Linked DNA regions of Homo sapiens: all the other regions are linked to region 2. The links are chromatin loops, found by intact Hi-C in ENCODE. Cell type or tissue: A673. All regions are shown on one strand.

Evidence for each region. A loop is a pair of places that touch in the nucleus more often than their neighbours do. Peaks named below come from ENCODE experiments on the same cell type or tissue, not always from the same donor. Only the 100,000 strongest peaks of a DNase experiment are listed, where the experiment ranks them.
Region 1: a loop joins it to region 2, with 6 times the contacts of the local background. A loop is called at or near these places in 12 of 110 quality-filtered maps.
Region 3: it touches region 2 in a loop (2.5-fold over the local background); 7 of 110 quality-filtered maps call a loop at or near these places.

The regions. Positions count from the first base shown.
Region 1 is chr3:30,889,851-30,892,350 of GRCh38, forward strand. All of the region lies in intron 1 of GADL1 (glutamate decarboxylase like 1), which reads right to left. Among named protein-coding and RNA genes, the nearest start is that of GADL1, 3.6 kb to the right of the region's middle. In A673, no CTCF peak of the experiment used is centred here; a DNase peak (open chromatin) is centred at 1,241; H3K4me3 peaks cover 985 bases; H3K27ac peaks cover 2,500 bases.
Region 2 is chr3:30,778,629-30,781,128 of GRCh38, forward strand. All of the region lies in intron 13 of GADL1 (glutamate decarboxylase like 1), which reads right to left. Among named protein-coding and RNA genes, the nearest start is that of GADL1, 110 kb to the right of the region's middle. In A673, a CTCF peak has its summit at 1,249 (motif pointing right); a DNase peak (open chromatin) is centred at 1,273.
Region 3 is chr3:30,912,197-30,914,696 of GRCh38, forward strand. No RefSeq gene overlaps it. Among named protein-coding and RNA genes, the nearest start is that of GADL1, 19 kb to the left of the region's middle. In A673, no CTCF peak of the experiment used is centred here; a DNase peak (open chromatin) is centred at 955.

The DNA of each region.
Region 1 (2,500 bases), 110 kb after region 2:
CCCTCCTTGTAAAAGCAATGCAAATTCCTACATAAGAATCAGAAATATAATCAAAAGAATTTAAGGAATATTCACAATCCCATCTACCTAGAGACAACACCTATTCTTTGCTATCTAGCCACCTAGAACCTCTTGCAATGTGTAGTCATTGTCCAAACATGAAATGCATTCACATAGTATTCTATACTCTACCATAATTTATTTTAGCCATCCAGCTATTAGATATTTAGATGTTCCAAACAATGCCTCTTTGTTTGATATGTAAATGGTTACTAATTTTTACTATTACAAACAGCTTCAAGGAGGCAAAGGTGAATATAAACTTAAGATTTAAATGCAAAAATGAAAAGAACTTAAGATTTCGGGAATCATGCATTGTCATGATTCTTGTCACTCTAAATCATTCATGTATGAGTTTACTGAACAAACACATGTTAAATATATGTACCTATTATGTGCCAGGCACTTTGCTAGATGCTGGGGATGCAGTAAATAGACAGATGTGTTCCATACCCTCATAGACATCAGGGAAGAAATAGATATATAGAATTACAAGCATGTAAAAAAGAATGATGATATGGGCAATACAGCCTTTACCAAACACATTAGAAAAACCAGTGAACAGAGATAAAAATCTTGAAACATCTGTGGTGGTAACTCCATTATGCCAGTGACCAAAATCCTTTCTGAAAATCGCCTCCCTATGAATCACCTGGACTCTTAATTCATTCTCCTGTTTTAATATGTAAATTAACTACTCATTCTTTCCTAAAACTGAAAGCCCAAATTACAAAGACTCAGCAGCAGACCAAATGTATAGAGTGTGGGGTAATCATGCAGCTAGTGGATATTCTTCATCAATAGGTGAATATGAGATTGTGCTTGGTAGCATTGTGGAGTTGAGTGAACATCACCATGGGCTCTTCCTGTAAAATCACATGGTGCTTAACACATTTCAATAACCTCATTAACTTTCACATACAATTTTCTGAACATAATAAGTCTATAACCTACTACCTGCCATGCATTGTGCATATTATTCCTAATCTTCATGATAATCCTAAACAGTAGATATTTTTATCCCTACCTTACAAATTAACAAACTGAGGCTCACAGAGGTTAAATCTGGTATCCAGAGACCCAATCTGAACAGGCTGTCGGCTAGAGTATTTACTTTGCATTCTTCCTTCCTTCCTTCCTTCCTTCCTTCCTGTGGTTACCAACAAGAGAACAGCTGTGGTGAGTCTGCCTGCTCCCAGGGTACTGCCTTATAAAATGGATTCATCTGTCATGATCTGAGAGGAACAGAATCAGTAAACCTACCCCAAGAGAAGGGCTGTTATAGAGAGTTCATCCCTTGGGATGCTGCCCTTTTCCCTCAGAGCCAAGCTGCTTTGATCCTTAGCAACCAAACAGCAGAGCACATATACATGCCCCTGAGAGAGGGGCAGTGAGCTGCCTCCTCAGGACTGCCACATCCAGCCCTACCATGAGTGCGAACCTCCCAAAACTGACAGCTTTTCTCCCCATCCTTCCCACTCAAAGAGGAAACAATGCTACTGTCATTTCAAGGAACTTAAAGCCACACACATCTCAGGGTCTTCTCCAGCATTCTTCCTGTGGTCCCAGCAGAGGCAGGCAAAGGAGGCTGTTCCAGGTCACTGGCCCATATTCTGTAACATAGGCCAGGGCCAGGGATTAGGTGTTAGGAGTGTAGGGGTGCGGGACTCTGGAGTGAGAGCCCTGGGTTTAACGCCCAGAGCTGATCTTTACCCTCTCCAAGACTTGGTTTCCTTAAAATAAAAAAAAAAATAAAAAGCAGATCATAATAGTATCCCCATTGACTTGTTAACGAAGGTTACATAAGATGGTATTTGTAGTTCGGCACAGCAATAGTAGGGACCATGCACCCAGTGATGAATTTTGCCTGTTGGGGGTTTCATTTAAATGATAAGAAATAAACAAAAAATGAAAAAGTCACAGAGAAAAAGAGAAAATCTAGAGTGGGGTAAAAAAAAAATACAGAAATTTTGGTCCCAAATGTCATGATTTCAATTTTATTACAACATGCCAGTCTTATAATGGTATATAAAAGCCAGCATTTCAACAACAAATTTTTGACCCACCATGAAAACTAGAGTTTTACTTCTCTTTTAAACATGTTTTAACAAGAATCAAAGCTATTCAGGAAGAATGGAAAGTTGTGCTATTATTTCAAGTGATAGAGAAAAAACATTATTTGAGTCTGAAGAATCATTCATTTTTAATATAATGAAAATTTGAATCTGATATAACTAATTGCTTAAACCTCTCTTGCATGTACTACAGCAAGATCATAAAAGATATCAAAGCATAAAGAGCAGAATAAGAATTCTTTATCTGCAACAGGATTCCCTATGGTATTCTTCCGTAATGTATAGGTCTGTAACAGATATTCAACAAGAGAATTTAAGACAAGATATCATTTAACATACGAATTCAATGTTACCTTCAGGATCTC
Region 2 (2,500 bases):
GCTATACCATCATAGGCTTCCAATAATTCTTCTTAAGGCAGCCAAAGTTGGCCCCTACACCTGGCAAATGCAAAAGCTTTGATTACCTGTGAGATGATAACAGCGTGACCTGCTTGGGCTTCACTAACCAGCACTACTATGACCCTAGCCAATACTGCTTTTGAAAAAAGAACATCACCTTGACTCCCGGCTCTCGAATATCAGTAAAAGTGCGAATTAGCTAGGGGACCTATTCAAAATGTAGATTCTCATAGGAACTCAGGTTCCTATGTTCAAAATGTCCAATGTCTAAGTCCATCCTAGAAAAGGCTAAAGAATTGGCATTTTATGAAGCATGTCAAGTGATTCTGAAGCGGGCAGTTTATGTTCTATCAGAAACTCTCATCTACACTAAGTAATCATAACCCAGTTATCTTCCCTGCCAGTCTGTTTTTCTATCAGACATGACTTGCTTAAACATGGGACTGTATTGTAACAGGCTTTAGCCCAGCCTTTGTCACGCAGACAAGGCTTTGTCCTCACTGGACAAAAACATAGGAAATGCGATGACTACTCAATGACTAGGAGATCTGGGACATTATGTTGGGGGTTCACAAATTAGACATATAGAATTGTATTCAGGAAAGATTGTGTCATATGCATCTTCCTCATTTGATGCTTCACACTGACAATATTTGAACTGATTTTCATTTTCTGCCATAAACAGTTTGTAATAACCAATGTTGCAACAGTTCTCAATAACTGTCAGAATTATGCTCCAGTATATAAAGTTTCAAAGCATTTCATCAAGAGGAAAGACCCATCATCTCATATCTTAATAAAAAGTAGTTTAAAATGAAACACTGTAATTCAACTCAATTTTCACAAACATCTATTGAGACTACAGTCATTCTTACAAATCTACACAATTTATACCTGGATCTCTGAAGTATTGAAAGTAATGGCAAAAACCACAATGACTTTTGCAGCAACCTAATATAATAGATTTATCTAGGATAGACTGTACTGAACTCCCAAATTCTTTGAGCATTTAATGTGAACACATTTTTCAAATGAAGTAACTATACCTGACTAGAAAGTAGAAGAAAAATATAGTAATTATCTGTCACTAGATTGTGTTATGTCAGTTATCAATTTATTGCCTCTCAGCCAGAAATCTACCCTTTTTGAGTGTCCTAAAATAATGTAGGTGGACTCTGCAGATATTTCTCCCATGACATGTGGTCCAATCTTAGACTTTGTCAGCAGAGGGTGCTGGAGAGACACTGGAGAAGGAAGGAATGCTTTCCTGGTGTGGTGTGCTCACTTTCATGGGTCTCCTACAGAATCTGTGGTTCATTTCAGCAGTACTGGTGACCAGAAACATAAGTACACCCCCACCCATCTACCCCAGTAGCTTCCCCCAGTACACCCCTTTCAGGTGGCATCACGTGGCATCACAGCAGACAGGCAGCAAGTGGAGAGCCCATAAATGGCTTTTCCTGGCATACTCCCCTCAGGTGGTTTCAAAGGAGAGAGATGCCAGCTAGGCACCTTGCCTTGGATGACTTCTCTGGCACTCCTTCTAGGTAGCTTGCAGTGATTTCCAAGTTGTGGCATGGCCCCTGTAGATGGCTTCCCTCAGCTCAGCACTCCAGACTAGATTTCTAGTGAGTACCACCAATGTAACATCTCAGTAAACTTTTCTGCTATCCCATGAGCCAAGGTCATACTCTCTCTGAAGAGGTCTAGACCTCAGTCCTGGGAAGGGATGGACTCTCCCTTGGGCGCTCTATCTCAGTGCCAGGTGTGGTGGCTGCTCTCTATATCAGCTACTCCTGTTCATTTTTAGGTTTTTCATTCTCTATGAGGCAATCCTCCATTACTCCAATCCCTTGCTAATAATTATTGATATTACACTTTCCCACTTTACCATGCAGTTCTTGTCTTCTGAGTGGACTCTAATATGTCACCAAATTTGTTATTCCCTTTCATTTGCATAGGAACATTACAAAACAGTTTACGATGTTTTATCTATTATGGGTTCTATATTTTACAAGTTAGGACTTAGATCTGATTCCTTTTGCCCAAACAGAAACTTACTAAAAAATGCAAAAGGTCTATCACTAAGCACTTTTAGAATGGAATGGCTTCAGTGCTACAACATTTGAAAGCTTATAAAGCCCTTCTGACACTTCACTTCATTGGAAGAAATTTGATGTTTCATTTGGAATATCTTTGCTTTGGTCATTTCCAAAATTAAGAGTTGAAAAAGTCTTTGAATTTTTGCAAAAATATATTTGACTTTTTCCTGTCTCTGCCTCTGTAGCTTGTATTTTACATAATTCTTAAAGAGACTTCAAAGCACTAATGAGTATTTTCAGAGTAAATCATTTGTATACCCCTTAATTTTAATTGCCTACATATGTGAAAGTCTGACTTCTTGGGTGTCCTGAGAACACATTTAGTCTATGTTCTAAAATCCACAAAATTAGGAAGGTATTTACAGGAGTCCAAGTAT
Region 3 (2,500 bases), 130 kb after region 2:
TGGCTTGGATTGGAGACATTAGAAAAATGCACCCACCAAAGGTTTGAGGAGGTTTCCAGTGGCCATATGCTAGACTTCTTATGGCACAAACTTTCCATGGCAACCTCTGTAGTAGTTTCCTATGACTGCTGTAAAAATTGCCACAAACTTGGCAACTTAATACACATTTATTGTCTCACAGCTTCTGGAGGGCAGAAATTTAAAATGAGTTTCACTGGGCCAAAATCAAGTTATCAGCAGGGCTGTGCTCCCTCCAGAGGAGCTAGAGGAGAATCTATTTCCAACTTCTAAAACTGCATCCCTGAATTCCTTGGCTCATAGCCCCTCCCTCTATCTTCAAAGCTAGCAGCTTAGCACCTTGCTTCAGTCCTCAGATTGCCTTCATCTGTCTCTGCAGTCACATCTCCCACTGCTGCCTCCTTATAAGGTCATTGTGATTACATTGAGGGTACATCCAGATGATCTAGGATAATTTTCCCATTTTAATATTTTAGGATGATCACATCTGCAAAGTCCCTTTTGCCAAATAAGGAAACATTCACAAGTTTCAGAGATTCTGACGTGAACATCTGTGGGGGTTATTATTCAGACAATTTACCTGACAATTTACCTAAATAGGAGTGAAGAAATTGACCAGGATTTTTTTTTTCTTTAAGGATAGGAAGAAGTACTAATATATGCATATGAGCAGTTCTAACATTCTTCATACAGTCTCACAGAGCAAGAATATGCCCCTATTCCCAGCTCTAGAAATACCACTGCAAGTGGCAGCTTTTAAAATCCATTCATGTATTCATTCTTCCATCCATCTATTCATTTATTTATTCATTCATTTATCAGGCAACAAACAGTTGTCGAGACTGTACTAGGTCCCAGGCACTGTGATAAGAATTAAGTAAAATACATTCCCTGCTCTCGAGGGGATTACAATTCATGGTGATGATGGGCGATGGCAGGAAATGACCAGTTAAGTAAGCTAGAGAAATACTGTTTTGAATGCTGCTACAACGGAGGTATGACAAGCATTGGGAGGTGCTGTGTGTCCTTGAAGTAGGGCGATATAAAGTTAAATTTGCTAAGGAAATGCAAAAGACAGTAATATTAGATATCTTGGTGTTTTTGGTGAAATACGAATTTTTCTTGATGACTAGAGCACTGGTTATTCCATTTAGCTACACATTTGATTCCCCTGGGACTAGGGAGAATGATTAAATACAGATGACTCAGTTCTACCTCAGATATTCTGGTTTAATTGGTCTGGGGTGAGTTTTTAAAAATTGGGATTTTTATTTTATTTTATTTATTTATTTATTTTTTTTTTTTGAGAGGGAATCTCACTTGCCCAGGCTGGAGTGCAGTGGCATGATCTCGGCTCACTGCAAGCTCCGCCTCCCAGGTTCACGCCATTCTCCTCCGTCAGCCTCCCGAGTAGCTGGGACTACAGGCGCCCGCTACCACGCCCGGCTAATTTTTTGTATTTTTAGTAGAGACGGGGTTTCACCGTGTTAGCCAGAATGGTCTTGATCTCCTGACCTCGTGATCTGCCTGCCTCGACCTCCCAAAGTGCTGGGATTACAGGCGTGAGCCACCGCGCCCGGCCAAAAATTGGGATTATTTTTAAAAAAACTTGCAGGTGATTCTTTTTTGTTGTTGTTTTTTGAGATAGGGTCTCACTCTGTTGCTGAGGCTGGAGCACAGTGATGTGAACACGGCTCGCTGCAGCGTTGACCTCCCGGGCTCTCAAGCAATCCTCCTGCCTCAGCATCCTGAGTAGCTGGGACCACAGGCACATTCTACCTTGCCCCGCTAACTTTTTTTATTTTTTCATAAAGACAATCTCATTTTGTTGCCCAGGCTGGTATCAAACTACTGGCCTCAAATGATCCTCCCACCTCAGCTTCCCAAAGTGCTGAGATTACAGGTATGAACCACCATGCCCAGCCCCAGGTGATTTGAATGTGCAGCCAGGTTTGAGAATTGCTGGCCTAAAGCAGAATGAAGGGCAAATGCTGAGACAAGAGACTAAGCCAAGGGAGAGGTATAAGCATGGCTCATCACAGAGAGTTGTGTGCCTCCCTAAGGGATTCTCTTTGAGCATCCCTTAGGAAGGGATGATTTTTTTGTTTTTAGTGGTGACTTCCAACAACCTCCTTTCTTGCTCCAATGGTGGTTTGCTTTATGGCATTTGCCTCCAGGCTGCCTTGGCTTCTCAGGTGTTTTATACAAAAGCATTAAAGCAGGCTAGAATTGAACAAGTTTATGTTGGTGCTCTGAATTTAAGCAGCTGGAAAGTGATTATGCTGTGTACTACACATAGGCCTGCCACAGACTAACCACATGCCCTTAGGCAAGATATTTTCTGAGGCTGATTCCTCATCTGAAAAATGGGGATAAATATGTAGAAACTCATATTTATTGGTTACTGTGATGTATAAAATACTTGTGAGAGAGAAAATCCTTAGAGCAGTGCCTGGCACACTGGAAGTCCTGAGGAAAGCTT